Linked DNA regions of Homo sapiens: region 1 is linked to region 2. A link is an interaction called in ENCODE POLR2A ChIA-PET data of the cell type or tissue named here. Cell type or tissue: PC-9. All regions are shown on one strand. Links, peaks and the distances in the headings refer to the core of each region. The heading gives the core; the rest is flanking DNA.

What was found. ChIA-PET counts read pairs that join two places held together with the same protein. Peaks named below come from ENCODE experiments on the same cell type or tissue, not always from the same donor. Only the 100,000 strongest peaks of a DNase experiment are listed, where the experiment ranks them.
Region 1: POLR2A ChIA-PET joins it to region 2 with 8 read pairs; 2 of 35 experiments call an interaction of 5 or more read pairs at or near these places.

The regions. Positions count from the first base shown.
Region 1 is chr5:16,583,152-16,599,438 of GRCh38, forward strand. All of the region lies in intron 1 of RETREG1 (reticulophagy regulator 1), which reads right to left. Among named protein-coding and RNA genes, the nearest start is that of RETREG1-AS1, 25 kb to the right of the region's middle. In PC-9, for the core only: no CTCF peak of the experiment used is centred there; no DNase peak of the experiment used is centred there.
Region 2 is chr5:16,478,383-16,494,669 of GRCh38, forward strand. RETREG1 (reticulophagy regulator 1) reads right to left here. Exons shown (of 9, transcript NM_001034850.3): 4 at 4,964-5,090; 5 at 2,627-2,711; 6 at 468-605. Among named protein-coding and RNA genes, the nearest start is that of ZNF622, 21 kb to the left of the region's middle. In PC-9, for the core only: no CTCF peak of the experiment used is centred there; a DNase peak (open chromatin) is centred at 5,149.

The sequences.
Region 1 (16,287 bases), core at 5,901-10,900, 110 kb after region 2:
CCTTCTGTTGACCTGCACTCAGTGGCTAACTACAAAAAATATTTTTTGTCTGAGCACAGTGGCTCACAGCTGTAATCCCAGCACTTTGGGAGGCTGAGGCAGGCGGATCACTTGAGCCCAGGAGTTCAATCAAGACCAGCCTGGGCAACAATGGTAACACCCCATCTCTACCAAAAATACAAAAAAAAAAAAGTATCAGGGCGTGGTGGCATGCACCTGTAGTCCCAGATACTAAGGAGGCAGAGGTGGGAGAATCGCCTGAACCCTGGAGCTGGACGTTGCAGTGAGTGAAGATCACGCCAGTGCACTCCAGCCTGGACGATGGAGCGAGACTCTGTCTCAATATATATATTTTACATATATATAATATACATATGTATAATTTTTTGACTAGTCGTGTATCCATTTGACAAGGAAAATTTTCCATTACTCCATGATGAGTTTTGCAAGGCCAAATTAAATGGCTTAATAGGATAAATTTCCTATAAAGCAAAGAAAAATAGTTCATACACACGCAAATCTTGTTTGATAATGGATAAAAAACACAAGACTTAGTTCTTTCCATGTGTAAAAATCTAACCCTCATTTCTGAGTAAAGCACAACCCATTTTGTACTATGAAATGAATGCTATCAACAGCTAAAACATATTTTTTTTGTCTTCAAAGAAAGACCATCTATGGATAAAAGCATTGGAACTCTTCAGAGTTCTTATATGGAAATGAATCTGCATTATTTGCTGTAACTCTTAAAATGGAGATCCAAAAATAGGGTTTCACTTTCTTTTACTGAAATATACATAACTGCAGCCATAAGAAGGAATGAAATAATGGCATTCGCAGCAACCTGGATGGAATTGGAGACCATTATTCTAAGTGAAGTAACTCAGGAATGGAAAACCAAACATTGTATGTTTTCACTCATAAGTGGGAGCTAAGCTATGAGGACACGAAGGCATAATAATGACAATGGGCTTCAGAGACTTGGGAGAAAGGGTGGAGGGGGGTGAGGGATAGAAGATTACACATTGGGTAGTGCACACAGCTCCAGTGATGGGTGCACCAAAATCTCAGAAATCACCACTAAAGAATTTATTCAGGTAATCAAATGCCACCTGTTCCCCAAAAATCTATTGAAATTTAAAAAATTAAGATTTTACACAGAAAATCAGAATCACTGAATATGAAATCCAGAAAGGATCTTAACGGTCAAGTAGCAATCCCTCCATTCAATTTAAATGTTCATTAAATATTGAATAAATGATTTTAAAAAATGAAATATATATAACTGTAGACCTAGCCCTAAACTGAGTTCTTAACATCTCCTGGCTTTATTTAATATTATGGTGGCTCTAATTGTGAAAGAAAAAAGGGTCTCGTAAGGCATAATGATTTACCAAACATTATTCAAAGTCCAGATCATCACATTTTGCTGGAAGATAATTATCTTCTCAAGAGTTAGACATACCTGCAGCCATCTATCATAATATCACAAAATTCAGAGTTTCAACTAAAGTTGGCTTTAATTTCTCCTGGCCTTTTATGCAGATTCTGCAAAATTAGTAACTGAAGATGCTGTGTGAAATTAAATTGTGCACTATTAAGGAAAAAAAGCTGCCAAAAAAATAAAGACCCTCTCAATTGTAATATGTATCCCATTTTCAGAGCTGTTTAAAACATGTATGTGTGTTGGCTGGGGGGTACATTTCTTAAACATGAATATATAGTTTTAAATAATTTGGAAAGGACGATCATCCGAAAATGGAGTGAGATAAAGCAATAACAATTTAATTGCAAATCCAGGATTAAATGGAACTCAGAAGCCTTTTTTTTTTCCCTAGGGAAGTACTTCTTTAGTTGTGATGGCCAAGAAAATGAATTATAAGCATCAGAGGAGAGGAAAAGAGGGTGGTAGGTAATAGACTCCTTTCTCTAAAGAGATGAGAAATTCTGGAAGATATCAATCACAGGGAAATGGTGGGTAGTAACAATCAGAGTCTGCTGCAGTGGAGGAGGGGAATAACCTTACTCTAGGAGAAGCACATCACGATAATCCAGTGAATTCAGGGAATGTGCCCAGGTCAGCAAGGCATGGTGGACAAACAGATAAGACAGTGGGGAGGAGCAGCAGGGAGTTTGTATTCTGTTTGCGTTCTTGTGCCTAAAGAGTAGGAGAAACCAAGGGCATGGCTAGGATGGAACCAAGGCCATCTGAGGTCAAGGCAAAGAGAAACTGAGCATGCTCTACTGTGCACCCTTGCACTGGAATTATGAGAAAAGCCATGGGTAAATCAAGTCAGGGGCACCCTAGGGCAGTGCAATGTGCTCCTTAGCTCCACCTAGTGTATAAATTGAATACCTGCCCACTCCTATTCCACCTTCTACCTGACCTGGTCACAGCAGGGAAGGGGACTTCGAGGCAGGGCGGGTGAGTCAAGTTCTGCAGCCCACTCCAGCTGAGCTAGGTACTAGGCCATTCTTGCATTGCCCTAAAGAAATACCTGAGACTGGGTAATTTATAAAGAAAAGAGATTTAACTGGCTCTTGGTTCTGCAGGCTGTACAGGAAGCATGGGGTCAGCATCTGCTCGGCTTCTCATGAGGCCTCAGAAAGCTTATGATCATGGTGAAAGGTGAAGGGGAAGCAGGCATCTCATATGGTGGGAGCAGTGGCAAGAGGGAGTGTGGGGAGGGGGTGCCACATATTTAAACTACCAGATCTTGAAGAGAACTTACTATCTTGAGAACAGCACCAAGCTATGAGAGATCCACCCCCATCACCCAAACACCTCCCACCACACCCCACCTCCAACACTGGGGATCACATTGCAGCCTGAGATCTGGGCAGCAATAAATATCCAAACTATATCAGCTAGCCATAAGTTAAATACTAACTACCAGATTCAGTCATAGAAAGGAGCTATAAGAAAAATGAATAACAGATCAAAGTCATACACTGCAATGTCGTGCAGGATGGTAAGAGGGAAGAAAGAAAGAAACGGTGTGGCAGGAGGTACGGAGAAGAAAGAAGAAATAAACTCATGAAGGTCAGGAAGCCATGGTAATGGGCAGCTGGGTTTTTATGCAAATGGAAATCTTTGTGTCTTTTATCTTTTATGCAAATGGCATCTTTGTGTCTGCCCAGTGGGAACTTACAATATGAATGTGGGATCCTAATCACAGCTAGGTGGAAGGTCTAGCATGGCCAGTGAGAAACACCTCCATATCCTCTGCCTCGGTATTTTCATCTTTAAATTAAGGCACTGGCTAGATAAGCCCTTCCTAAAACTGCCTCATCATCATCAGAATTACTTGGGGCATTTTTTTTACTTCGACTGGTCACAAGCATTTTTAGAAATTGCAGATTCCTGGGTCCCACTCTGGACTGGGTGGGTCAGAGCTCCAAGGAGAGGTACAGGAACCTACATGCTAACAGTCAGATTTGCAAACCACTGGACTGCGAAGGTGTCTCAGGGCCTTTCCCATTCAAATATTATCTGATTCTATAAACTCTAGTTCTAGAGAATGCGGTGTAACAGATCCAAATATTAAACTGAGCTTTGGGGCCTCTTCCTTCACACATAAACACATGCACATACTGGTGTCTTAATCCATTCCAGCTGCTGTAACAAAATACCACAGGCAGGGTGGCTTATAAACAACAGAAATCTATTTCTCATAGTTCTGGTGGCTGGGAAGTCCAACACTAAGGCCTTAGCAGATTCAGTGTCTGGTGAGGACCTGCTTTCTGATTCAGAGATGGCAACTTCTCATTGTGTTCTCACGTGGTAGAAGGGGCAAAAGATCTCTCTGGGGTCTCTTTTAAAGGGCACTAATCCCATTCATGAGGGCTCCATCCTCCGGACCTAATCAGCTCCCAAAGGCTTCCTCTCATCACATTGGTGATGGGGTTTCAACATAAGAATGCGGGGACAAAAGGAGACACTCAGTCCTTTGCAACTGGGAATAAGGCATAGTGATAGGTGCTGAAAAGGCTTCTGAGAAGAAGAGCTCTTGGGTGAGTGATGGGGAGAGAAGCAAGACACACAGTAATGAATTCAAGGAACCGTCCTAGGCATGCCCACTACAGAAAAAAAGTTGATGTGTAATCAAAGCCCACCTTAGCTGGGTATTTTCACATCTCCATCGCATGTAATGTTCCTAAACAACATGATGAATTTAGATACATGGAAATTATATATCCATAAATAGATTAGGTTGGAGCAATTTGTCCAAATCATGGAGTCAGAATATAAACTTGGGTCTTCTTGACTCAGAGTCCACCGCTCCATTTAAACATCATTTGTAGAGTTCCCTGGCATCCTGCTTTAATAAACCAATCTCAATGTACCAGACTGTTCCAGAGAGCAGAGTTGAAAAGTAATTGTCATGTGGACGTCTATCTTTCAAATCCTCATTCAGTTGTGGTCACCCACTCATCAGTTCATGTCTACAGTCTGTTCAAGAACCCATTCCAATATACCTGACCCTGTCCAGGGTCCCAAAAAGAAATTCAGATATTCCACAGTTCTGAGATTGATGGCATTGCCACAGCTGTAGAAGATGATTTTGCTTCTCCAACTCCAACCAAGGATGCAAAGAACTAGACTCTGGCCACATGCATCCATGTGGCACCCACTCTTACCTTGGGTGTGCTCAATTGTTCTGCCTGGTTCTCCCGCAGCAAGCCTGATCCTTCTCATTCCCCTCTTTGCCGGAAGCCCTGCCAGAGGTCTGCTTACCCAGCTCCAGCCAATCCCTTTCCAGGTGAATGAATCTTGATCACACCCTAATAACCCACTGTTCAAGATCACAGACACATACAGTGGACTGTTCCTTGCCAAGTTCCTGGGCTCCACAGTAAGATTTCATGTGTCCAGACCCCCCTCCCCACTGCTCCCAGTCTGAGGCCAGAGCGATCACTTCCAGAGCTGGGACTGAGGCTTTTACATCTCTTGGGCCAACTGTATTACTTTGCAAGAACAAAACACTACAGACAGGGTGGCTTAAACTACAGAAGTTTATTTTCTCACAATTTGTGTGAAGGCTGGAAGTCTAAGATCAAGCTGTCTGCAGGTTTGGTTTTTCCTGAGGCCTCTCTTCTTGGCTTGCAGATGGCTGCCTTCTCACTGCATTCTCATAGGGTCTTTCCTCTTTGCATACATATCCCTGGTGTCTGCCTCTCATAAGGACACCAGTCATATTGAATCAGGGCCCACCCATGTGACCTCATGTAACCTTGACTACCTTTAAAGGTCCTATCCCCAAATATAATCACCTTTTCAGGTGTGCTGAGGGTCAGGACTTCAGCATTTGAATTTGGGGGCAGCACGATTCAGCCCATAACACCAAGTGTGTGGACCACTCACCTGCCGGCCCCAAGGTCACTCCTGTGTCAAAGTTAACAAGCCGTGTGCTGTGCCCTGTCAGCCCCACCATGCTGAGGACATATCCACATCCTCCCAAACTCCCTGCCAGAAAGGCAAACATTCACTCATGCTGCTACACTCAGTAAACAAAGTGAGATCAAGGCTGAAATATCTGAACGAGCTGTAAGAAACTATGCAGATTAGAGCCAACAGGTTATTTAAGATCAGAGAGGCCACAGTATCCTGGTATATACCGTGTCCTGGCCTACTTAGGTTAGGACAATAAATTATATGCTCACCCTACTTACTAAGCTCTAAATGAACACAGGACACAGAGAAGCAACCGTCTAATTTGTTTCAAAATCCTCAAATACAAAATCTACTGAGCAGTGAATTAGTAATTTTGTCATCCTCTGGGGGCCACTTATCTGAAGGTCAGGATCAAGTGCCCTTTATCAATAGAGTGAAGCTGCTCTGCCCAGCAAAGCTGACCCGGGTCACTCCGTGCATGCACACAGTACCGCTGGGCTGTGCCAGCAGCCTCCTTACACAGACATTCCTTTAGTATCTAGAGCCCCACATCCAGTAGTTGTGCCTAGAAAACACCACCCCCTTTGCTTATTCAACAACAAAATGTTCAAGAAACCATAGAAAATCCAGACCTGGATGCGGACTGTTGTCCCAGTTTATTTGGATACATTCAAGGGGCAAAACAGTGTTGACACTCTTGGGGATTATAATCCCACTGGGTGCGGCAACCCTGACCACACAGGGAGAAAGATGTTTTCAAAACTTGAGTGTTTTTTTTTTTTTCAAAAAGGAGTTTGTAGTGTATCCAATGCATGTCTTTCTTTTTTGTTTGTTTATTTGTTTGTCTGTTTTCAGACAGAGTCTCTGTCACCCAGCCTGAAGCAGTGGTGCCATCTCGGCTCACTGCAACCTCCACCTCCCGGGTTCAAGTGATTCTCCTGCCTCAGCCTCCTGAGTAGGTGGCATGTGCCACCACACCCAGTTAACTTTTATATTTTTAGTAGAGACGGGGCTTCACCATGTTGGTCAAACTGGTCTCAAACTCCTGACCTCAAGTGATCCGCCTGCCTCGGCCTCCCAAAGTGTTGGGATTACAGGTGTGAGCCACTGCACCCAGGCCCAATGCAAGTCTTCTTTTCTACCTGCCAGCATGGAAGGGGAGAACCATGGCCGTCAATTCCAGTGCATGAGGAATTGCTGCAACTCCCCGCTACTCTGTGGCCAAGCCTGAGACAGTAAAAAGCAGTGACAAATATTTGGGCACCAATACTAAGTATCAGGAAAGTCCACTCTGGCCCTGAAGCCAATGGCCACCTTCCAGTTGAACTTTGATGAGCAGGGCCACCTCAAGGCCAGAGACTGTATTGTGTCATCCCAGGTAGGAAAACACTCCGATTCTCTCCTATGGGTCAAAGTAAAAGAAGAAACAAACAACTAAGAGTGGAAGAGGATGTCCATGCTCATGTCCAAGTGCACAAGCATGAGAGAGAACTGGCAGCTGCCTCATGGACGCCATTCCTCTAAGTTCCCTAGATCCTATTTCCAGAACATTCTAAACTGAGAATGAACCTCAGATGAGAATGAATGTTTTTTGACAGCTTTCAATTCTTCAGGTTCCCCCAACCCCAGCTGCTGATCCTGGGACCTCCAGGATCCCTCAGGAGTATTTGAGGGTCAGGGCAAGACAAGCCCCTCACACTCACAGGTCATGGTGCCCACACCGATGGAGACCACACACCTTGACACACGACAGCAGCGCCTGCGGTAACAAAAAAGCCCAGAGGCTACGCACCTGTACGGCCAGGTTTCCTGGAATTCACAGAACCTGCACCTCGAAGGACAAGCTGCAGGTCAGGCTTCCTTCAAGGTTCTTTTATGTGAAGTAATATTTTAATGTCCTGTTTTACACTTTGATTTTTAAAAGAATCTTCAGCAAATAGCACAAACAAGTAGTAATATAAAACTTAATGAAATATCTTAGAAATGAAAAAATTATGATTCTGAAAAAGAACCCCTAGCCTAAGTGAAACTCGGGGCGTGTGTGCTGCAGAATCCACATGGGCCACGGACTCGAGGCGGGCTGTCTCCCAGGGCCTCGTTGTTATTTTGTGAAGTGATGGCATTACCCAATTTTTACAAATAAGAAAACTAAAGCTAAGAAAGAGTAAGTCATTGGACTGGGTTCACCCAGCTAGAAGCTCACCTCTTCCCAGAAACCCCTACTCCCCGGTGGGTACACACACACAAACACACACAAAAAAACACACAGACATGCAAACACACACATGCAAACACACATGCACACACAAAAAACACACACATGCAAACATACACACACACGCACACACACATGCACAAACACAAAAAAACACACACATGCAAATATACCCACACACGCACATGCAAACACACATGCACACACACACATATTTGCTTGCCTCCATAGCACTTATTTCTATTACACCTCAGTCCAAAAACCAATTGAGAGAACTTAAATATCTATCATAGCACAGAATAAATATAAAAAACTAAGGAATTGGGGCAAAGGGAAAATAAACCGAGGAAAAGGAGATGACTTAGGCTGAAGTTTAGCCCAAAAGAATTCAAGCCATAGTTGAGATGCAGGAAGACAGCCACAAATCTGGTTCTGAGATGACCTCTTTAGGGTTAAGAACTTGATACTTCATCATTAGTGAAACCCTTTTGTAACTCAATAGGAGAAGAATACAAACTAACACAGTGAAACGTTCCATATCTTCTTAATATGGAAAGAATCAATCACTAAAACATAACAAGCCTATAAAATAAGCAAATGCCACAGGTAACCACCCCATGCTGACTCTGAGAGCCCGAGAGCCAGAATGAGGACTTGAACAGCAGTACCACCCTGATTTGTTAAAAGTGAGTCGCTGGGGATGTTTGTTTTTAATGCTTTTCCCTGTTTGTCAAAAAGGAGCTATAACAGGAGGAACAAAAGAAAAGGTGATGAGAAGTGTTACCACCCCCTCCCACGCCATTTACCAATTCACATGGCTTTGCTAGAAAGTGCTCCCTTTACCCAGCAGGTCCGCAGATCTCTGCTCCCTTTGTGTGCACACATGAGCAGTACACAGGGGTGCAAACAACCCTAACAACTTTCTCTAATTAAACAAGGGGGACGAAGCCCTCCCTTAGCACAGGCCCTAACCAAGTCCAACGGAAAACATCTGTCTCTCCTGATAATTCCACCTGTGACTTCCAGCGCCATATTTACTCTCCAAACAAGAAAGACAAAGCCCATGAAAAACAATGCAGGGAACAAGAATAAAAGAATAGATAATAAGGGAAGGTGGCAGCTCCTCAGCAAGCTCTCCAAAGGAGTGCCACAGCGTCTGTGTTTGTAACATTTGACATGAAACAGCAACAAGAAAAGAAAATGCCTCACTTCAACCACATGACACCAGTTCATAATCAGCACTGTGAATCTGGACTAGAATAGAGTCTACAACACAATCCTAAGCTTATATTTCAATCAGATGAGAAGTGAATACAGAGGTAAAATAATAACAAAGAAATGCCCTCGGTCGAGCCAGTCTTTTAAAAATAATCCCAATCAATTCAACTACATCAGAACTTCAAGTCCACTGTACCAAAAAAGAATGAACTATTTTGATAAATAAAAATGTGGCTTCTTCCCATCAAAAAGTGGGCAAAAGATAAGAACAGACACTTTTCAAAAGAAGGCATACATGCAGTCAAGAAGCGTATGAAAAAAAGCTCAGTATTACTGATCATGAGAGAAAGGCAAATCAAAACCACCATGAGATATCATCTTACACCAGTCAAAATGGCTATTACAAAAAAGTCAAAAATAACAGATGCTGGCACGATCGCAGAGAAAAGGGAACACTTGCATGCTGTTGGTGGGAGTGTAAATTAGTTCAACCACTGTGGAAAGCAGTATGGCAGTTCCTCAAAGAGCTAAATACAGTACTACCATTAACCCAGCAATCTCATTACTGAATACATACCAAAAGGAATATAAATCATTCTATCATAAAGGTGCATGCACGAGTGAGTCCACTGCAGCAGCACTCACAATAGCAAAGACACAGAATCAACCTAAATGCTCATCGATAGACTGGATAAAGAAAATGTGGTACATATACGCCCTAGGATACTATGCAGCCATAAAAAAAAAAATCATGTCCGGTATGGGAACATGGATGGAGCTAGAGGCCATTATCCTTGGCAAACTAACGCAGGAACAGAAAACCAAATAACACATGTTCTCACTTATAAGTGGGAGCTAAACAATGAAAACACATGGACACAAAGAGGGGAACAACAGACACTGGGCCTATTGGAGGGTGGAGGGTGGGAGGAAAGAGAAGAGCAGAAAAAATAACTATTGGGTACTAGGCTCAGTACCTGGGTGATGAAATAATCTGTACAACAAAGCCCAAACTTTGATATGAGTTCACCTATATAACACACTTGAACTTAAAAGTTTTTCAAAAAAAAAGAAAAGGAAAATGTGGATTCTTTGACAAAAGGCGTTTGCTTCCTAAAGCTCGGCAAAGGCACAACAGTGAACCCCTGACTCACCATCCCATGCCCAGTGGTCACACTCAGCAAGGAAAACTCCACCCAGTCTCCTTAGCAGCCTGCTGTTAAATTAGGTCACCCCACTGCTCCCCCGGAGTGATGTGTTTTCCTTTCAGAGCACGCCTTCTGACTCCCACTTGTATGCTGGTTTGCTTGGCCATTTGTTTCCCATCTGTCTGTCCTTCCCTACCCCATACTACAAGCTCTGTGAGAGAAGGGACCATCTCTCCTGTTCACCACTGTCACCCAAGCACTAGGTCTCTGCATGCCAATCACAGGCACTCAATAAATACTTTTTTGTTTGCTGTTGCTCATTCAGTATTTGTTGTACAAATGATTCAATTAATGTAATTAATTAACCATGCATGTAATCAATGTAATCATTAATCATAAATTCCTTAAAGCACATTATCATAATAATGACAGCTTGCCAAATTGGGGGAAAAAAAAAACTATGGGGAACATTAAAATGTCTATACCATTTTTATTAAAGACCCTTTGGGAAGCATCAGATAACATGAATGGCCCTTGGATATCTGCTTAGACAAATCTTATTTCTTCTCTTTCAGAAGACCTGGCCTCTGATAACCAAGAGAAGTAAATCTAGCTCTCCTAATTTGCCCCATACTAAAGTCATGTTGCAATGGTGTGGCTGAGGTCAAAGAGAATGGTGCTCTGCTGACTCATGTGTCCCTATCACCAGAGGAGCTGCAGCAGATGCACCTCCGTCAAATCTAAGCAGCCATGTTTACTGTGAAAGCCACACCAAATCCGAATACAACGAATGTCTGGCCTTCTTTCTAGACACCTGGTAGTTCCAACAAAAAGCCAAAGATCATCACTGACATTCTGGGGATGGTAGCCCATGATTGGTTCTTTGGCCAACACCCACTGTTTTTCAATGTCACAGGCCCACAGCAAAATGTATTAGATCACAGTCTCACAATCTTAAGATACAACTTGTCTGTACCAGGCAAAACCTACACACAGCAGAGATTTGATGGGCACCATCGGAAACAAAAGCTGGCATGTACACAGAATTAAACTTCTCAGTCATACAGTGCATCGATGTACAAGGGTGCTGAACCTTTTGGCTGTATTCAGTGATACGATTAAGAATCAAAATTTCTCCTGATGCCCAACTTTCATTTTGATAAATGAAAGCTACAAGTTCTAAGTGTATTAGAATAGATTTTTAAATGTGACTGAATGAAAATGAGCCAAACGTGAAATGTCATTGTTAAATATCTTTAAATATGTAGACAACTTTTATAAGAAAAAAAGTTAAACGCTTAACATAGCATTTTTCAGTTGGGCGTGGTGGCTCACACCTATAATCCGTGCACTTTGAGAGGCTGAGGCGGGTGGATCACCTGAACTCAGGAGATCAAGACCAGCCTCACCAACATGGCAAAACCCCATCTCTACTAAAAATACAAAAATTAGCTGGGCGTGGTGGCGCATGTCTGTAGTCCCAGATACTCGGGAGGCTGAGGCAGGAAAATCGCTTGAATCCAGGAGGCGGAGACTGCAGTAAGCCAAGATTGCACCACTGCACTCCAGCCTGGGCAACAGAGCAAGACTCCAAAAAAAACAAAAAACAAAACACAACCACACAAAGCATTTTTCATAGACTACCATCACAAACTGGCTAAAAGTCTCTCACTAAAGGTTTCTGATGTGACAGATGACATAATGATGCAAGGTGTTGTTTTCAATTTATCCAGAAGGTATTTGGAAGTTAAATTCAGAAGGTATGCCAGGAAGACATACATTCATTTCTAAAACAATGAAGAAAGAGATGAAGTAAGGTTTCCAGACTGCAGTGAATATCCCAAGATATACCCATCCAGGTTACAGAAACTCAGTTGCAAGAGAGTTTCATATAATATCCTTCCTTCAGCTTATGAGCCATTTTCTCCATGTGCAAAGATGGTATTTGGATCTATGCAACTCATAAGTAACTGAGCCCCAGACCAGAAACCATGAAGCCATTTCCTGACTCATGGTGAGAGTCCCGTCAGGATGGCGGTCATGCGCAGTCTTGTACACGAGGCCCCCTAAACCTTGCTGTTCTAATAGACCCCTTTAATAGTCCTTGTTTTTATATTTTGTTTTTATTTCACCAGAAAGATCTTTTTTTTAAGCACCGAGTGCATGTATGTTTTGTTTGTAGGCACCCTGTATTATGTTTAATAGCTACAGAAGAGCTTAATTAAAAGAGGTCAACAGCTCTTTCAGAGAGAATTTATTAACCAAAAAAGTCACTGAGTTGTGTTATGATTACTAATATAACTACCATATTAAAGTGACCATGTCCATTTTAACAGGTCTTGGTGTTGTTTTAGCAGACACAAGTAATAACTTGTTAGTTACGAGCATACAACAAAATGTTTCCTTGGAATAGTAAATGCATTTTCAACTGCCAAAAATTCTTCCTATGAAAAGTTTTCTGGAAGGAGTTACTCTCGTCATTAAGAAGGCTACACTACCATTAGCTGAATGTTAAACACCTGTTTCAAGTAGATGTGATCAAATACAAGCTATTACTACTAAGAGCAAGAGGAAGCCCTTGACTGCCTCCTTATATCAAAGTGACTTTTAGCAAACCCGGGCTCATTTGTCAGGGGGGCAAGAAAGGATGGTGAAGTCTGAGACAACGGCCTGAATCTCACAGCTAAGAGCTTTTTAGGGTCCTGGAAGATTACGAGGAGATCTGTCAATACTCCAGACCCTCAAAAGACCCCAAAGACATGGTTGGGCCAATACAGTAAAGTTCCCACACTGACCTGCAAAATATAATTAGTGATTCTCACACTAGGGAACATTATTATTTTGCCTTCCTAAGTTTCATCATGTTCACTGTCTCAACACTTAGTGCATGTAGTTTAAAAAAGAGGTCAGGAGACTCTGATATGGGTCATAATGTCACCAGCTGAGGGACCTTGGGACTTAGTTTCTTCATCTGTAACACGAGGTGGTTAAACTGGAGCAAAGATTTCCTCTCCTTTCATTTCATCATATGGATGCCTTCTTTTGAAAGGTTTTAACTGCCAATGAAACAAATAATATGGTTTACTAGGTCAGAGCTGGTGCAACTTGATCATAGAAATAATTATCTTCCATGATGCGTTTGAAATACTGAAAACAGACTAGTGCCTTCAAAGAACTGGGCAGCTCTGGGATATGATTTCAATATGATTCTTTTGCTGAAATCTGCCACTCCAGAGGCACATTTCTTTCCCTGCTACGCAGACTGGCAAAACACATGCAAAAGCTGCCAGAGTGGCTTTTTGGAAGCTGACAAGGGGAAACTGGCACCCATGTAGCATTAAGCATTACGCTCGAAGCCAAACCTAAAATGTAAGCAGTAGTGACGCTCTCAACTCAATGCATCCTGGTCAATCACAGACTAGAATATTTGTTTTGAAAGTTGTCCTGCTGAGACCAAAGTATGAATTCTCTTTTCATTCAGTTAAGCACAGCCTATTCTAGGATCCGGCAGTTCCCACAAAGCCAGGCCAATTACCTGGCCTGACACGCACCCTCCAGGGCAAAACTCAGCAAAGCCCACAACATCCAGCCAGGCAACCTCACTGCAACTCCAGGGAATGCCACTCACGCTGTTTTCTGTGTGAGTGCCTGGAGACACGTGACAAAGAAGCCCTGTGTCACACCTAAAGAATGGTCCAACTAGAGAATGGACCACAAAAATCTTATGCAGCTTCTATACGCAAGCAGATGTTGGGCCTTGGAAGTACAAAAGGCAAAAAGAAATGCTTTAAGCTTGCCCTGAAGATCTAAAGCATGAGAAACAATAGGACAGGAGTCTGGCTGATTCTCTGCTTACCTATGTACTAGAAGTCATCAGTCAATAGTTAGACTACTGACATTTGTCAGACAACAGAAAAATGCATCTACACCAAAGGACGTGGAAAGAATCCTGAAGAAGTAGGCTGGCAAATGCATATAATGGGCAAAATAACCCAGCAAGTAGAGGATAAACTACAATTAGGCCACCCAGGTGTAAAACAGTTGCAACCACACAAGTGTGGCTGTGTGCCCCTGGCAAGTCACCTGACTTCTCTGTGCCTCAGTGTCATTGTGAATATTAGTAACGACACCTACCTCCTCCAACAGTTGTTATGTATATGGAGTAAGAGACACTACAGGTGAACGGCCTAAAATATCTGACACGGGATAAGTGCTCCACACCCATTAGTTCTGAATTGTAACATTATCCTTATTCACTGATTTGTCACTGTACCTTCATCATTAAATCCAAAAGCATCATAAATCTTAACCCCTAACCTTGGTGCCACAAAAAGCACATTGCCTTTCTCTGCTGGACTCTGAGTACCCTTGGGGAGTCCAGGAGTCTCTCTCAGGATGGCATTCTGCACTGGGCAAGGCCCCACACTCAGCCTGAAGTCAGCCACACCTCCAGAACCCTCCCAGGGAGAAGGGCACTTCCAACCTGCACTGCCCTTGGTCCTCCCCCACCCACAAGAGTGACCCCACCAGTGGCTTCCTATAGAAAACAGACTTCCCCTTGCTGCCCCACTCTCAGCCTCCAACATGTCTCCCACATGCCCCTCCTCACTGCCCCTCAAGTGCTTTCTACAAAGAACCAATCACATCAGTGCCAGGGGTTGTTTGTAATGGCCCGTCAGTTCTCCAGGCCTGAAAGAGGTCCCAGTCCTGGAACTAGTACCTAAGCCCCTGAAGATCTGGACCTGCTTCCTTTCCAGCCTCACCTCCTGTGACCGCTGGCACGACTTCCTTGCCCCAGGGGTAAGGAACTACACTGGAGGGAACTGGGCAGCCCCTGCTTCTGACTGCACTCAGGATGAAACCCAAACCCCTCCACTCCAGTTCCAGGCTCTTCACCGTGCCCTACCTCCTGCCCTGCCTCACCCCCTCCCCTTCCATCTCCCCACCTCCCGACCACACGGAACTCTGTGCACATTTTTGGCAGTCCACACTCCTCCCTCTGGACTTTCACACATGCTGCTCCCTTGGGCTTGGAACAAATCCTTCCCCTGCACACCCCAGCAACCTGGCCAACGCCTACTGACTCTCTACGTCCAGCTAAAATGTCACTTCTTCTAGGTCTTTCCAGACTACAACCACCATGGCTGCCCTTCCTACATACCGCTAGCATGGCACTTAAAAGAATGTGCTGGAAAGGATATCTGACCTGAGTTTCTTCCCCACATTGTGAGTTCCATGAGGGAAGAAGACACCGTGTCCCCAGTGTCTAGCACAGTGATTCTACCTACCATGTTCTCAGTGAGTATTTGCTAATGAAACAAACCAGGGCCGTGTTACTCACTGTCACCCTCGGAGCCTTTGTGACTCCTTCAGCCTGGAAGGCTCTGCTTACGTTGATTCACCCAAACCACTTCTACTTAGCATTCACAACTCACAAAAGTGTGACCTCCCTGCAGTCACCAGATTTGGAGGACTTCTGTTCCTTCCCATAGTAGCAGCAGCCTGGATACCTGTTACTCATATTTGTCATACCAAACTAGTTGCTGCTTTCCATGTCATCTCTCCCAAGAGATTTTAAACACTAAGAACCACCTTTAACCATCCTTTATAACCATCCTTTGTAAGTGATGGACCCCACCAAGATCTTGGAGGACCACTACAGTTAAAGTTCAATGTCAGATCAAGGTAGGCTGAAGACACCTACGATTTAGAGTTTGATACTGGGGCATTTCATTCACAAATCATGCTCTATTTGTTTAAATGTTACAGGCTGGGTACAGTGGCTCATGCTCACCATCCTAGCACTTTGGGAAGCTGAGGTGGGAGGATCACTTGAGAGGTGGGAGGATCACTATGTTACCCAGGCTGGCTCAATCAGGAGTTGAGTGAGACCCCAGAGTGCGTCCCCATCTCTACAAAAAATTTTAAAAATTAGCTGAGTGTGGTGGCACAGACCTGTAGTCCCAGCTACTCAGGAGGCTGATGGGCGAGGGCTGCTTGAGCCCGGAAGTGGAGGTTGCAGTGAGCCAAGATCACACCACTGCACTCCGGCCTGGGCAACAGAGCAGCACCCTGTCTCAATAAAAAGGAAAAAATAAGTAAATTTTTTACAAATAAAAAGAAATGCTGTAATGAAATGCCATTCTCATGCTTTAGTGAGACTAGCTAGAACCAAATATACTCCATTCACTAATATTCTAATCAGTAAACTTTTCAAAATCTAGACACATATTACTACTCAGTAATAAATTATCATCACGCCAATTTTTAATTTAAAATCTATAAAGTGCTGCACTTGGATTGGATAGGAA
Region 2 (16,287 bases), core at 2,980-7,979:
TAGACCTACTGAATCAGAAACTCTGGGCTGGGGCCTAGCAATCTGTCCTTTAATAAGCCCTCCACGTGACTCCGATACATTCTAGTTTGAGAACCTATAAGGTCATAAGCCAAGTTAAAAAGTAAGAGATGATTATATTGGCTTTTCCTGTATTTTCTTTTTCTTTGTGATAGTCCAACCCAAAATAAAACTAAGTAAATCATAAGTAGCACAATAAAGAGTGTTGAAGCCTTTTCTTTCTCCCCTGACACTGTGGATTAAAAAGTCAATTTATTTAATTGTATATTTGAGAAAAGAAGGAAAGCCCAAATAGGAAAAGGATATATATAACTTTGAGGGAGATTAGCTTCTATAATAATATTTAGTAAAAAGCTAAAAGTATCCTCAAATGTATTAAAGAATTTCCTAAAAATAGCTCGCTAATGTCTCATTTCATGCATAGAATCTAAAATATAAACTTTACCTACCAGATCTCTCACGTTTCTTCTGATTAATATATTCTCCAATTCCAAAATCCAGTTTCAGCAGAACTGACTTAATTTTGCTGTAAATTTTTTGTCCAATATCATTACATTTAAACAATGGACACAAAAATGCACACAGTACTGAAAGAAGAAAGAGAGCAGAGGTAAAATGCCTTTCCTTTCAAAAGGCTACGTACATTTCAGTATTTCACAAAATACTACATTTCTTTACTGAAAAACTTAAGTTTTTTTAAGGGAAATGCCATTGTGAAATAAGTTTATAATTTCTATTCTTTTTCTGTAAGGTAAACATTTTCTGCCACCACCCACAAACACACACATGCATCCCACACTTACACAAGTTTATAATTTCTATTCTTTTTCTGTAAGGTAAACATTTTCTACCACCACCCACAAACACACACATGCATACCCACACTTACACAATGCTCACAGTCATTGTTTCCAGGTGCAGTTAGATCAACTCCCTCCTTTCAATCCTTTTATTCTCAAAATTTATAGAAAAATTACATGCCTTCCAGACAACAGTCCTGGTTTAACTGTGTTTATTCAATGCCATTTCACCATGGGAAAGTTATTAGCCTCTCATCAATAATATTAGGATAGTAACATTATTTCTTGGGGTTGTTGTGAAGCATAAATGAAATCAATGCAAACCATCTGAATAATGCCTTGCCCAAATTATTCTTTCATTCCCCAGTCCTCTTCTCCTTTACCTCCTAAACAATGTCATCATGAGGCTGATGTTATATATGACTTCTTTTGGGGAGAATGGATTTGAGCTCTGACCATTTGCCATTTGCATTATGCATTAAGAATACAAAAAGAAGCAAAGATTGCCACACTCTAAGTATTGTATTCCCAATATTTATTTCTTTGTTCGTTTTAGGAAGTGTCCCGTATTATATTTTAAAATAAGAGCTACAAACTCAAATGTCTCTAGAGGCCAAGAAATTGTATGTAAATTTTAAAGTCCATTGTAAGAAAAATTGGAAAATATGGGGGTATGTTAAGTGGAGAGTGCCTGCCCCATCGAAAGGTAGCAGTGCCAGATCATAGTTTTCAGGTGAAGAAAATCCATACTTTTTAATAACATTTTTGGGTGGTCATTGATGTATAATAAAATACATGTATTTAAAGTGTACAATTTGATAAATTTTGACATATGCATACAACTAAGAAGCCATCACCATAATCAAGATAGTGAACATGTCTACCAGTAGACATGAAGTTTTCTCATGGTTTTATTCAACCTTCCTTCCAGTCTCCTGCCTCTTCTCCCTGCCCCCACCCACCTCATCCCCAGGCAACCACTGACCTGCTTTGTCACTAAAGATTGTTTGAATTTTCTGGAATAATATATAAATGGAATCACACTTTTTCATCTGGTTTTGTCTACTCAGTCTAATTATTTTGAGATTTATCTTTAGTGTTGTATGTATCCATTTTTAGTGCTAAGTAGTAATCCATTATATGGATATACCACAGTTTGCTTACCCATTCCTCCAATTGATGGATGTATGGATTATATTCTGCTTTTGGCTACTACATATAAATCTGTTATGAACATTTATGTCTTTGTACTTTCATTTCTTTTGGGTAAGTACCTAGTTGTGGGATAGCTTTGTCATGTAGTAGTTTTTAAGAAACTGCCAAACTGTTATCCAAAGTGATTTTAACATTCTACCTACCCCGCAACAGTATGTGAGAATTCCACTTGCTCTGCATCCCTCCTAATACTTGATGTGGTCAGTATTTTTAATTTTAGCCATTCTGGTAGGGATGCAATGGTATTTCATTGTGGTTTTAATTATTTTTTTGAGCCAAAGAACACGCACGAAGGCAAAGGTGTTGGTGTGTTTTTGGGAGGTGGGGCATACAGCTTTATGTATACTTTTACTGACAAAATTTAACATAAAATTATTCACTTATAATTCTGCCTTTTGCAGCTATTCTTCCAATTTTAAAATAGAGACATGTCTCTAGGAAAATGGAGAAACTTTGTACAGCAGGAGATTAAAGAATAATCAACTTGTATTATAGTTAAGAACTCATCCCCCCTCTTCAAACTACAGGTCTGTTGACCGTAAGGTGATACCATATGCATCACAACACTTAGCCATATGTTCTACTATACTTACACAGTAGATAGCTGAGTATAACCCCAGGAATGTAACTTCCCAAGATCGTAAAAAATGTGCACACACTACAGACCAGGAGACAAAACTGGAAATAATAGAAATAACATGGGATAGTTAAGCATAACACCAAGATATTTCGGAGCACAGGATACACACACAATTGTAAATCTATAGTGACCGGTATAAGTGACCTATCTGGTTATTACAGATTTTTTCCAAAGAGCATTATTTTGCACTAAGGGCTGACTAATGACTGCTGCATTCAACCAGTCTTAGTCCATTTCAACACTTGGTAATAATTATTTTGAGGACACAGGAGCTAATTTCTGGCACAGAGAGTGACAACTCCCATTACTCATGCCTGTGGCTATATTACTGCCAGGTGCAAGAGAACAGAAAACTATTATGTTCCCAGAAACTTCTTTTACTTCGCTCATTTAAGGAAATTAATGCGGCCTGATAACTACATCTGAAAGTTCAAACTACCACTATAAGCCCACTGAAATTCATAAAAACACAGCAAAACAAGTTACAGAAATTAGAGGTATCTACACAAATCTAACGTAATTTACACAAATCTAATGTAATTTATAGCTGCTAAGCTGACAGGATAAATTTATGGCCATCACTATCCTCTTTCCTAACCATATATACTGCTCAAACTGACCCCACTTCTAAGTCACCTAGAAAAAAACTGCCATTGAAATGAAACTCCTACAGTGACATGTTTATTTTCCTTCTGTCATTTATGGTTAAAAAATCTTGATTGTTTTAAGAAATTTAAAAACATCAGAAAATATCCTTAATTCCCTTTAGAAACATCAAGGCAGAAAAATGTTACCATAAAGTCTTCACCTGATTTTTCACCCTCCAGTCTTAAACTGTCTTACATTTTTCGTCATCTTTAAACAGTGATAGTAAATTAAACTGATAAGCAAGCAAAGGAAATTCATTAAGGGAGTTTCTAAAAGATACAGGAGGAAGGAATACATACCTCTGACCAATAACTGATGATGATAAAGAGCAAAGGGGTCTAAATCTAAGTTTAATTTTGATTTTTCATTCTTCGGTACAGAGTTAATAAATTAACTAGTCAAAAGTAGATTAGATGACTTGTGGAACAAAATTAAGAGCTGTTTCTAAAACAGCAAGGGCCCTTGAAAGAATCTGGAATTCTATAAATGAAATGGAAAGGCCATAAAAGTCAAAGGAACAAATAAGCCAAGAAAAGCATTACTATATCCAGAATTTAGTTTTACAAAGGGATTTCATAATATGCCCTACATTTGTAGCATCATCATTTTAAGCTAATTGACTTGGGGCACATTAATGCAACCCAATGCAGAAGTTTGAAGTTTAGAATCTTCCAAAAATACATTTAATCACTTCAGTAAAATCAACATCAACAGCACATCATGCCCCAAATATAGGTATCTATGCTAAAAAAAAAAAAATGCCTTCAATGAATAAAAAAAATGCATCCAAATGCAATACTGCCACTTTAATACACTCAAAATGTCTCCAAGCATAGTTCTATTATTTAATACTATTGAAGTTACGATATTGCCTATACAAGGTACAAAGACAGAGATTTTCAATGCTGACATTCCTAGCTCTTCATTCTATCCACGGGTGGATATTCAAGGAGCTTGAAAGCAACACTGGAATAGACAAGGTCTATTGATGGTTCTGCACCTCACCCAAGCTATCAAGACAGTTGATCAGAATTAAAGCTGCCTTTATGCATAAAATAATACAAGTATGTGCAGCACTCCATGTAATCCCTTCCCAACCATGTAAGACACTTCCCCCTCATGGGTTTTATCTTAATTGGAAAAATACTCATTTTGTTTATATAATCACTATGAATGTTTTTGCCAAAAGTTTTCTTTCTTAAATAAGTAAATCATACAAGAATCTCCACTTTTTAGCTTGAAAATAAGATTCAGTTATCTCCAAAAGCACAGTCAAAGAACTATGTATTCATTTCATCTCCCTTTGACTTCAGCACCAGGCTAAATACGATAACTGAAATTCTTAAGACTGTTTTCTCCCTAGTCTTGCTGATAAGACCAATCACCATTCATTTTAGCTAATGAGCTAGATAAATATATATAAAATGTAAAACCAATCCAATTTCACAATGTGAGGCTGAGGATTATCTAGTGTTCGCACACTCACACATCTGAACCTTGCTGATACCAGCTTTTATGGCATATGTTCTTAGTATATTATATTTAAAATTGGAGAAATCTGACAAGCTGATAAAATAGGTTAGTTCATTTGTTTCCAAGTAACTGAACATTTTAAAACATACTCCTTTACTGGAAAACTTGCCTTGCCAGGGCTCTGCTGTTTAAAAAGAGACATTTCTTGAAGAAATATGCTGAAATTCATCCATGATTCTGCAATACAGTGGCTGAGCCTGGGTCTTTCATCTGGTTTGGAATTGATAACTTCCCAGCTAAAGAGACAAAAAGAAAAAAAATACTACTGAACTTTGGATGATTCATTCAACATTTATGGCTTTGGCAAATATTTATTGAGCATCTACTGTTGGCCACACCCTCTGGAAAAGCCCTGTGAATTCAGAAGGGAACTATCCAGACACCTGCTTCAGGAAACTCACATGTCAAAAGAAACAATTAGCTGTCTAATTAATTGTCTGTTTACAATCAGGGAAACACTCAGGGAGAACAGGGTGAGGCTTAGGGACATCTTTAATGAAGAGTCATTTTAAAACTCAGATATGGGATGGATCAGCAGGTTAATCATAGGGTTCCAGGTAGAACAACATGCAATATATGCAGAAGCCCTGGAGTGGGAAGGAGCTTAAATGTGCTATCCTATTGAGTCTCAATGTGACTCCAGCAAAGTCAACCAGAAGAAAAACATGTGAAGCTGGAGGGGTAGGAGGAGACTAGGTCATGGAAGACTTGTTAGAAACGTCTTAAACCTTAAGGATTGGGAAACCACAGTACTTTTAGAGAAACCTTGGAATTAAGCATACAATATTAAGAATAAATACCAACAATGTATTTTCAATATATACCATGGTTGGAAAACTCTATAGAAAATTGTTAAAAAGATCTTACAATATCCTCTATTTTTCCAGAGTACATTTTCCTAATCATCATCTAGAATGTGTTGAGTGTGATGCATGGGCCGGCAACCAGCTTTCTCCCTGCCCTCATTTTCCACAGGAACCTCAGTGAGCTAAAAACTAGAAACAATCACTCCAGGAAGAAGACACATGTAAATACATGTCATTCCCTAACATTACAATGACATAAAGCTTAATTCCTGCTCTTGCAATCCTAACTCATAAAAACATACCAGTTCAAACAAGCCCTGTTAAGAATCCTCAAATTCATTCATTTAAGAGATTATTGAGAGATATGTGTCTACCATGTTGAAGGCACTGCCACAGAGCTATGGATATGGCAATAACAAAAGCAGCAAAGTTTCTAGAAGAAGACTAGAATTGTTAGTGAACTATCATCTGAGCTGTGGTAGGGTACCAGGGTGAGGCTGATCTCTGGATTCAATTCCAGTAGCCCTAAGACAAATCAAAACTACCTTTGCCCTTAGATGCTCAACTATACAGAAGTTTATGTACATACAGATTCTGTGACTTTTAATATATTTTGAATAGTAAGGCAATTTGTAAATTACAATTCCTTTTTATAAAAATAATTTTAATCCAAGTTTAAATGAGTGCAATAGCATATTTTAAAAGGGGGGAAGTATACCATTTTCCTTCCTCTTTGTTCTTTCAGCCTCAACTAATGCTCTGGAGAGTCACTGAGCTACCAGTTGTCCAGGCTGATGTTATTCCTGCAGGTAGATTTCCTGTCTGTCAGAAGAAATGAACTTTTGGGGATGGTTTATGCATCCATTAACTCTACCCACTCTTGAATCACTGAGCAAATCTGTTTTCAGCAGGACCATATCTGGCACCAGGTTTGCATACCCCATGATTCCACATCTATTAAAATACTAAGTGCATAGCTAAGAAGCAGATATCTGTGGCAAAATCTTGCCACAGATATCTGCTTAGTGGGAAAAGATTTTGCACCAGAGAGCAAAAGCTATATGGCAAAGGAAATATAAGGTTATTAAAATGCAGTCTGTTTTCTCAGAATAATATAGATTTGCTGCAAATTGGCACAGACAGGCTAAGCTACTGTTCAGTTTAATGGGACCATGAAGATGACAGAAAACATTTTAATTTCTGCTCTCTATGCATATTGAATAATTATTTAAGGATGCATTTGAACTGTTTGCCCAATATAATTCTAACAAAAATCAATGAAAAGCTATAATGGAAGGATTTGTTATTTTCTTTTAAACATTAAGATGGAATAAATGAACAGTTCATAACTCCTGGCCTCAAACAATCCTCCCACCTTGGCCTTCCAAAGTGCTGGGATTACAGGCATGAACCACTGCGCGAGGACAAAAAAATATTTTTTTGAATGAATAGTACTTTGTACAGATGCTGGAACTTTGTTCTAATATCATCTTTAGGATTCATGTCTTGGAAATGACACCATATCCATATTTGTTTACATATTTTTTATTACTGCTTAAGTAAATGTCCCCAAATTGTAAAAGAGCCTAGTATAATACTAAATTGTCACTATAGAGATAATGTTAGAACAAAGACTTCATATAACTTAAAGTGTTTTATAGAGATTACTATGAAATAACTAAAAACTCTCTTTAGCATTTAAGGAAGGGTCTTATCTATTTTCCACAGGGGACTTCAAGTGGACACCATCTATCCACTAATTTATTCATTTATTCAATAAAAAGTTATTAAGTTCCCCCTTTGTGTCTTGCATCACACTAAATGTGGAAAATACTGTTATCAAAAACTTGAATGCTGGTAGCACTATTCCTCTGTGTCTATAGATAAACACTATTTGCTGGAAAGAAAGAAAAAAATATGCAATCTTTGACTATCTTCCATAGTCATAAGAAAACACTCTTAATTATATTACATTTTTCCCTTTTAAAAAGCTTCATATAATAGTTTTTTGGGACAATAAATTTCATCATTACTTACATTTTTATTAACACAATAAATTATAATTGATATTTGAATTGTTATAATCACAAACAGAAATGAGAAATTCATTGTGTACAACCTGAAAATAATATCTAACCAAATGGGTTTGTAAAGAGTAATAAGTGTTTGAGATTAAAAATAAATGTTCAGATTGGGCTGAATAAAATTTAATCGAAATATATATGATTTAAAAAGAAAATGTAAGTTCCAGGGTGAAAAAAAGATGTCACTCCACATCTTTTCTTCTGGACCAAAAACAGGTGCTCCCTGGGAGTTTAACAATAGTTTTAAATTGCCCAGTGATTAATTCTGAGTACCATAGGAACTCACATTTCTATAGTCTTCCAGTGAGTTTACCATTAATTTATGTCACCACAGTTCAATTTAGGTTATACAGAATTAGATAATTTGTCATGAGACGGGACATTTGATGTCAACTTTTCAAATTCCCTTATTTTATAGGTGAGGAACGTGAAATCCAACTTTTTGCAGCTAGTATGAGGCAGAGCCAAGACCCAAGGCCAGGACTCTGGGTTTCCAATACAGTTCTGATCCTTTAAAATGTGTGCCCTCTTCAAAGGGTGAATACATTCAATGATATTCTTTGAAGAGACCACATGGCAATTCAGAATGAGAAGGAGCATTTCATGTTCCTCACTCCTTCCTAGAACCAGAAGAGATGAGGTGTGATTGACCAATACCAACGTGCCATCATGCAGGACCAACCCTTTCCAGGAAAACAGAGCACTTCATGTGCAGAATCCAAATACTCAGCAGAAACCAAGATCTACGCTTAGTGGTTGGTTGATGTTTAACACAGGTGTCATCTGCACACACACACATACACACGCTGAGTTGCTACGTAATGAAACTCTAGGTTTTCCCAGAGAGCCTTATTTGGAAAACACATAACTAGAAAAAAGATCTCCTGTGAATGCTGGGCAAGGCTTGGGGAACAGATCTTTTCCATGGTGTGTAGCTGTCTTCCCACCATCCTTGGCACTGATCACCATGCAACATAAGGCCCAACTAACATAAAAGGAAATGAAAATACCTAAGGCTTCAAAACATTTTGAGTTTGTACTAAGTTCCTAAACAAACAATACAAGTCTTCTGTGACTGACGCTCAACTAAGGGAGAAAATTCATTACCAGTAGCTTTATTAATATTTCCTCCTTAGTTTCAGAGAGACCATGCACTTTCCAAGTTCAAAAGGAAATAGGTTCTTTGGTTCATCTTTCTATCCATCTCCCCTCCCTCTCGCCAGCCTTCCAGCTTTCTCTCACACTCTTGCCTTCACTAAGGAGTGAACTCACCACACACTCCAGCCACAAGATAAAGACCATTTAAGAGTCACCCCCGATGACCATCATCCCCAACTTTCCATCCTCGTAGCCAGTCCAGTTCAAGTAGTTCCCAGGGAGAAGTCACTACAAGCCCCAGCCTCTACATGGCCATGCCATCTATCAAATGGGCTTTGCTCAAGGATCTGTAACTGTAAATGACTCCCAAAAAAGCCCCAGCAGATGCCATCTGGTTAAGTTTTCCTTCTTACGGAAAAACTAGTCAGGTGTTTTGATGAAGGCCATTCTCCAATCAAGCAATTCTTTATCAAAGAAGCCTAAGCCAGGGCAAAGTCCTTTTTCAGCAGCTGAAGAATTTCTGGTTTTACCTGCCAGTGAAACTCTAAGGGAATAAAACATGGAAAGATGGCTCCTTAGATAAGCAAACTCACTTTGTCCACAGAAAGGAGCTTTGGCTTCTCAGTAGAATTTCAAACCAACATCCCTTCTTTCTTCCTCCCTGTCCCTATTAGAATACAATTTACCATATACATTGGGAGGTCTGGCCAAATAAGCCCTTCATGCAGTTCCTGCAGCTGTAGTTGTGAGACACCCAGGGCACTGTTTAAGCAGCAGCTGTGTGGGCCTTACTGAAGAGATGGAGATGGAGCAGGCCTGGGTGAGGCTCAGAAATCTGCATTTTAACAGGTGTCCTAGATGATGCTGAGGCAGGTGTGTCTTACCTTAAGAGTCACTGTGAGAAATACCCTTGATAAAGTAACACTGAATTCCTGTCCTACAAATAAAGAGGAGGGAGACTTCTGCTTCTGGGCAAGACGGTGTGAGAGGGAGCTGATATACCCAACCCACCTGAAACAAAGAAAATCTATGCAACAACGATTTTCAAAACTCTGGGCATTAGGCAAGGAAGGACAGTGACTCCTAAGGGATGAGAAACCAATAAGGGAGTTATGTGATCACCCAGCTCGCTGCCTTGAGTGTTTCCTGGCCTGGGAGCAGGGGCAGCAACCCAGGTACCACCTGGCAACTCCCTGAGTTGAGGAGACATTGCTGAGGGTCCAAAAAGGAGATCCAAGGGGCCAGAGTTTGCAGGACCCAGTGCCAGAGAGTAGAGCACAGTACAGAGGGAGATAAAGGGAGAGGTCTGATGTGGGGGATTCCTGGAGTCTTCAGCTGAGGCTTTGCTGGCACAGGCGTGTGAGGAGCCCGGAGGCCAGGAAAGAGCCATCAGAAAGGACTAGAAGGAACAGTGTCTTTGGCCAAGAATGACACCTAGTCCCACCAACTAGACCGAAAAACTTCAAAATTCACAGACATGGGTAGAATACTCAGAAGGGTCTTGCCTCAGTAGCAGAGAATAATCAGTCCTAAACTAAATGCGGCTCTGGTCCTAACAAGTCTTAAAAGCAGACCTTAGGCCGGGCGTGGTGGCTCACGCCTATAATCCCAGCACTTTGGGAGGCCGAGGTGGGCAGATCATGAGATCAGGAGATCGAGACCATCTTGCCCAACACGGTGAAACCCCATCGCTACTAAAAGTACAAAAATTAGCCAGGCCTGGTGGCATGCGCCTGTAGTCCCAGCTACTCAGGAGGCTGAGGCAGGAGAATCACTTGAACCCAGGAGGCAGGGGCTGCAATGAGCCGAGATAGCGCCACTGCACTCCAGCCTGGGCAACAGAGCGAGATTCTGTCTCAAAAAAAAAAAAAAAAAAAAAAAAAAAAAAAAAGCAGACCTTAAAAGGATCAAACTGATTTTAAGTGATTCAACCGCCAACTGTAGGATACAAAGTGGTGAGTTTTGTTATGAACAAAATAACTCAGTCAAACTGGGATGTGAAGCAGTTCACTTATTTTACTTTTATGTGTATCTTTTAAATTATCATGTACCTTTGTTCCCTTAAAAAATATAGTTATCAAAACAATGTTTAAATATTATAAGATTTGTCTTTGTGTAGTTTAATGCCTGCATAATGGAATTTCTAATGCACTTGGCTGGCAGTTTCAGAATGCAGCACACAGTATTCTCCATTAGGGGGTTCTGTAAGACTAAGAAATAGGACACTCTTGTGCTCTTTAAAAATAGATTGTAATTCTGTAAGACAGAACATGTGCTAGCAGCCTGTTTCATCCCTTTCACCAATAGTATCTTTGAGCACTAGAAAAAATAATGCTGCAACAAAATGAATCTTGGCATAGAAGAAATACTATCTCATTATCATTTAACTTCTGTTCGTTTTAATAAATATGCAGTGAATGTACATTAACTGTCACCATTCCTGGCTCTGGGACTGAGGGTTGACTAAGGCACAGCCTGTAACCAATAAGTTAAAGTGTACATGTGACCCAAGAATGATGCAAAGCCTACACACACTGGTGATACATGAAACTCACCTTTAAAAAATGGCATTTAATTGTATCTAGGGCTATTGGAGATACATGAATTTGAAAACTATGTTGGGGATTGGATATATGAGGAGAGCTTGTTAAATGTAAGATCTTTTCACTATTGTACATTTTACAGGACAATGTTTTAGCATATACTAATGAACTTAAAAGTGTTTTTACAACTCAGTTATTTTTGAAAGCAAAAAATTATATTTTTAATATATCAAAGCTAAAATATTTTCACATATTTCTTGAGCTTTAGATTTGAGGAGATAATTACCAACCAGAGATAGGAAACCTGGAGTAGATGGAAAAAGAGAGGGAGGGAGAAAGTATATGGGAGGCAGGGAGAGAATATGAATGAATCCTGATAGTCAGGTTTGAGTTCTTGGGTCCTGTTGGGCCCAAAAGGCAAGGTGCAAAGCAAATCCACCCATGGACATCCCCCATAATTGGAGCCAGTTCCCTTGTGCCTTAAGCTGGTTTCTGGCATTTGTAAAACAAAATAAAGTGTCCCATGTTTCAGTGGGAGCAATGGAAAATTGTTTAAAATATCTTAAATTATGAATAAACGTAACTATTAAAAAAGAGTTATAAGATTACACAGATTACTATGACAGTTTTATTTAGGTGGCAATTTGTAGTAGAAAGGAAAGATGCAATTAGGTTATATAATAAATCAAGCAAAGGCAGTTTGTTAACAATTCAAATAAAGGGGGTTACAGGCACCATAAAAAAGAATAGCTAACACTCACCAGGGGTCAGGTAGTGAACAGCATCTTATAAACTTACTATCTTATAAACTTACTACTTACTTCAATCCTTACAACCAACCTGTGAGTGAACTACTGTTTATTATTCCTGTTCAACAGATTGAGAAAGTTGAGGCCCAGATACATTAGCTATCTTGTTCAAGGTCACAGAATGAATCCACAATGGAATAGGGAAGTAATGCATAGAACTGGGAATGCTCCTAATGTGGGGCGAGATACAGAAAAAACACTCTCCGGATTGGAACATGGGGACCATTGCAAAGATGAGTAGGGAAGCACATTAGGGCAGTGCCACAGGCAGGATTATGGATCCCTAAATGCCAAGCTACACAAATAGAAATCAAAATAGTTAAAAAGCGGCTTTGGTTCCCAGGTGAAACTCCTTGGTCCTAAGGCATCTAGATTCTTATTTTCTCTCTGAACCCCTCCAGCTGTTCCTAAATTAGTACCCACAAAGTGATTCCATAATCATGAACCCAACTTCACAAACTTCAATTACAACACGTGCCCATAATAACCATGACCATGGCAACTATCTGCTAAGCTCTCCCTGTGTGCCAGGCACTATGTTAAGCACTCTGCCCGCACTGTCCCAATGTCCTCCACATGATCCCCCTAGGACCCCATCCCATTACGATACCCTGCAAGGCAGGGTTATCTCCATTTTACCCAAGAGAAAACTGAGGCTGAAAAGGGCTTGAAACACAGCAGATCTCCTGGTTACCGACCACGACCGTCGCATCTGGTAACGTTCTTTCAGGGCAACTATGAATTGCAATTAATTTATGACATTTGTAACACTGACTCCCTATGAGACTTTAAATCCCATGAAGGAATTCTTGGACAGTGCTCTGTCTTCAGTAGCTAACAGAGCTTGACATCTATGAGGCACATAAAAATACTGAATGAATATAAACAGTAAACATCCAAAGAAGAAAATATCAAAAATAATTAACAGTGGTTATTTGGTGGCACCATGTTTTTAATTCACTTATCCGAATGTTTCTATACATTACGTGTTGGTAATAATTAGCATGCATTCCCTCATATGTATAAAAATATACAAAATAATAGACAAAAAGTCCTATTAAAAATCTAGAAAACAACTGTCATCTATAGGGAAGAGTTTTGTTTTGTTCTTTCTTGCAAATGGGCAGTTAAAATGCCTTCAAAATTAGCTAATTAGGAAATACGGGCCAGGCACAGTGGCTCACACCTGTAATCCCAGCACTTTGGGAGACAAAGGCGGGAGTATCCCTTGATCCCCAGAGTTCATGACCAGCCTAGACAACATGGCAAGACCCTGTCTCTACGAAAGAAAGGAAAGAAAGGAAGAAAGAAAGAAAGATGCTTCATATATTCCAAGACTTTCTGGAACTGAAAATCGGTATTTCATATGAGATTTCTGCGGGCAAAACTTGAGCCTTAATGTGTGACTTGGGGATCCCTGGATCCATGAGTATCTCCTGCGGGCACTGTTCCCACATGGCCCACCAGCATTTGTGATACCAGTAGAGAACAGAACTGGGCCCTGACGAATATCCAACCTTCACATGAAATATCAGAGAAAAATGACTCCCTTTTTGGTTTTGCTTTTCAAGTTTTTGTAGGGCAACTGCACCCCGCTGGAGAACATTTTCAGACAGTGTTGTCCTCTCTCTCTCTCTCTCTCTCTCTCTCTCTCACACACACACACACACACACACCATTCTTGTTAGGTTTTAACTTTTTCACATCCTTATGAATTTATAGTGCAATAATCATTTCCAAAGATGTTTTGATTTCTGTTATAATACCTCCAGAAAGTATACATTATTTCACACTACTCATTATTTTATTTTCAATTTATAAGAAATGGAAGTTGAAGCCAAACAATATTTTTCAGAAAGTTTGCTAAGTCACCATTCCATATTGACAAACTTAAAAAAAAAAAAAAAGGATTTGTTATAACTCGTCACCTGGCAACCATGACAAACAGCTGCTGCAACCATCACACCTATAAATATGCTTTGGCTTGGAGACCTTTCATTCTCAGCTAGTGACTAAGGGTCTCATGCTCTCTACTGGTAGTGGACATCTGTTGATGCTAATTCCTGTCGAATTTTTCTTAGAAAGGTCAGTCAGTATCTGGTTACAGATTTTAACATTTCTTAGTGTAATGTGTTAGAATTTTTTTTAATCCTGTGGATACTTATTATGTTCCTCTGTGTGTAGGTGCTTGCATATGACTGTATGTAGGCAGAGAAACAAAATAAAAACAGATATATTTCTCTGCATGAGCACTCACTGAATTAGAACCATGACAACGCAAATAAGATTTGTCAACTAGAGGATTAAAAAGAGTAAACACAAGATTAAGAAATTACATCGCACTCAACTTGAAGCGTTCACTTTCTCAGGCCAATTAGCCACGTGAGCGACTCCTCCCAAGGCCAGGGACCAGAAGGCGCCAGTGAGTGCTGGCTTTTTCTGCCTGGAGAAGCTTTCTGCCCGGAGAGCCCCATCTTCCTCAGAGCAACTTAGTGTTCTATTTGGGGCTCTCCCTTTTTTTATATCAAGTTTAAAACGACTCAGAGATCAGCTACTTACTTTTGCGATTGACCCTTTCCACCTCCTATCTCAAACTGAGCACTGCTACTTCTCCAGGTGATCATCAATTATCCAATCCACCTAGATCATTTGGGAGGCTGACACTCAACTACCCATCATAGTATTTATTACAGTTTCAAGTTTCTATGAACAAGATGCCAAGTATAAGTCATTTTTCAGCGTTTTTAATTTTAACATTTTAATAACTAGACTTTCATAAGCCCAGGGCATGAGTAATGCAAATTCCATTACTAGCATAGGACAAGCACCTACTTGAGACCTGCAGGAGATTCAACACCCTTTCATTTGTGAATGCCAAGATTTGCTTCAATCACTGTCCCTGAGGGCAGAAAATATTTCTACTTTATCCCTGAAGGACAGATAATATCAGATAGTCAAGAAACACTCCTCAAGGAAAACAAAACTGTTATTGTGAAGCAGGCTGGCTCATTTAGATATAAGTCTTTTCTTGCATTCCACTGAAGATCCACAATTTCTGATGAATTTCAACCCAGGGTTTACTGTAGTTGGAGTCAAAAGTAAATGTCCCTTCCCTGCATTGCAACATTTGGCCTACTTATATGAAACCTGTGAGGATACTAAAAAATATGTTTCCTACAGCACAAAAAAAAAAGTCATTAACAATATTGTTCCTAATTTTGCTTTTTAGAGATGGTACCCACCACACTGGTCCTGAGCACCAGGTATATACAACTCAAACACTGAATTCTCAAGTTTCTCCAAAGTGCTTTTATTATGAAGGCCAATTCAAATTATTTTTGTTTGTAGAATCAGCCTTTGTAATAAAAAGCAATAACCTGGAAGATGGCAAACTTGGAGTGACTATCGCACATTAAGATATTCAGTCAAGATGCTAGGCTGTTTAATTAGGTCATATTCCCAACTTAGTCCTTTAAAGAGTGTATCTCTCATTTATGTTCACATAAATAATCAGAGGCTTTTAAAGGAATACACTCTTACTAAGAGAATCAGACCCTTATCAGTCACAGAAAAAAATGACAATGCTTGCTAAACTTGCCCTCAGTCTCCCTCAATAGCAGATTTTGAGAATAAGCTATTATGTAAATAGTACATGTATTAATGGTAAATTAATAAATATAATATTCAACAACAGTATGCAGGGAAGATGGGTATGGGTATGAACCTGGGATTATAGATGACACAAAAAAAATGGTAGAAAGTTAATGACATGGTTTGAATCTGTGTCCCCACCAAATCTCATGTCAAATTGTAGTCCCAAGTGTTGGAGGTGGGGCCTGATGGGAGGTGGTTGAATCGGGGGCAGACTCTCATGAATGGTTTAGCACCATCCCCTTGGTGCTGTGCTCATGATGGTGAGTGAGTTCTCAAGAGATATGGTTGTTTAAAGAACGTGTGGCACCGCCCCCCTGCTCTCTCTTACTCCTGCTCTGGCCATGTAAGATGTGCCTTGCTTCTTCTTTGCCTTCTGCCATGATTGGCAGCTTCCTTAGGCCTCCCCGGAAGCAGAAGCCACTTTGCTTCCTGTAGAGCC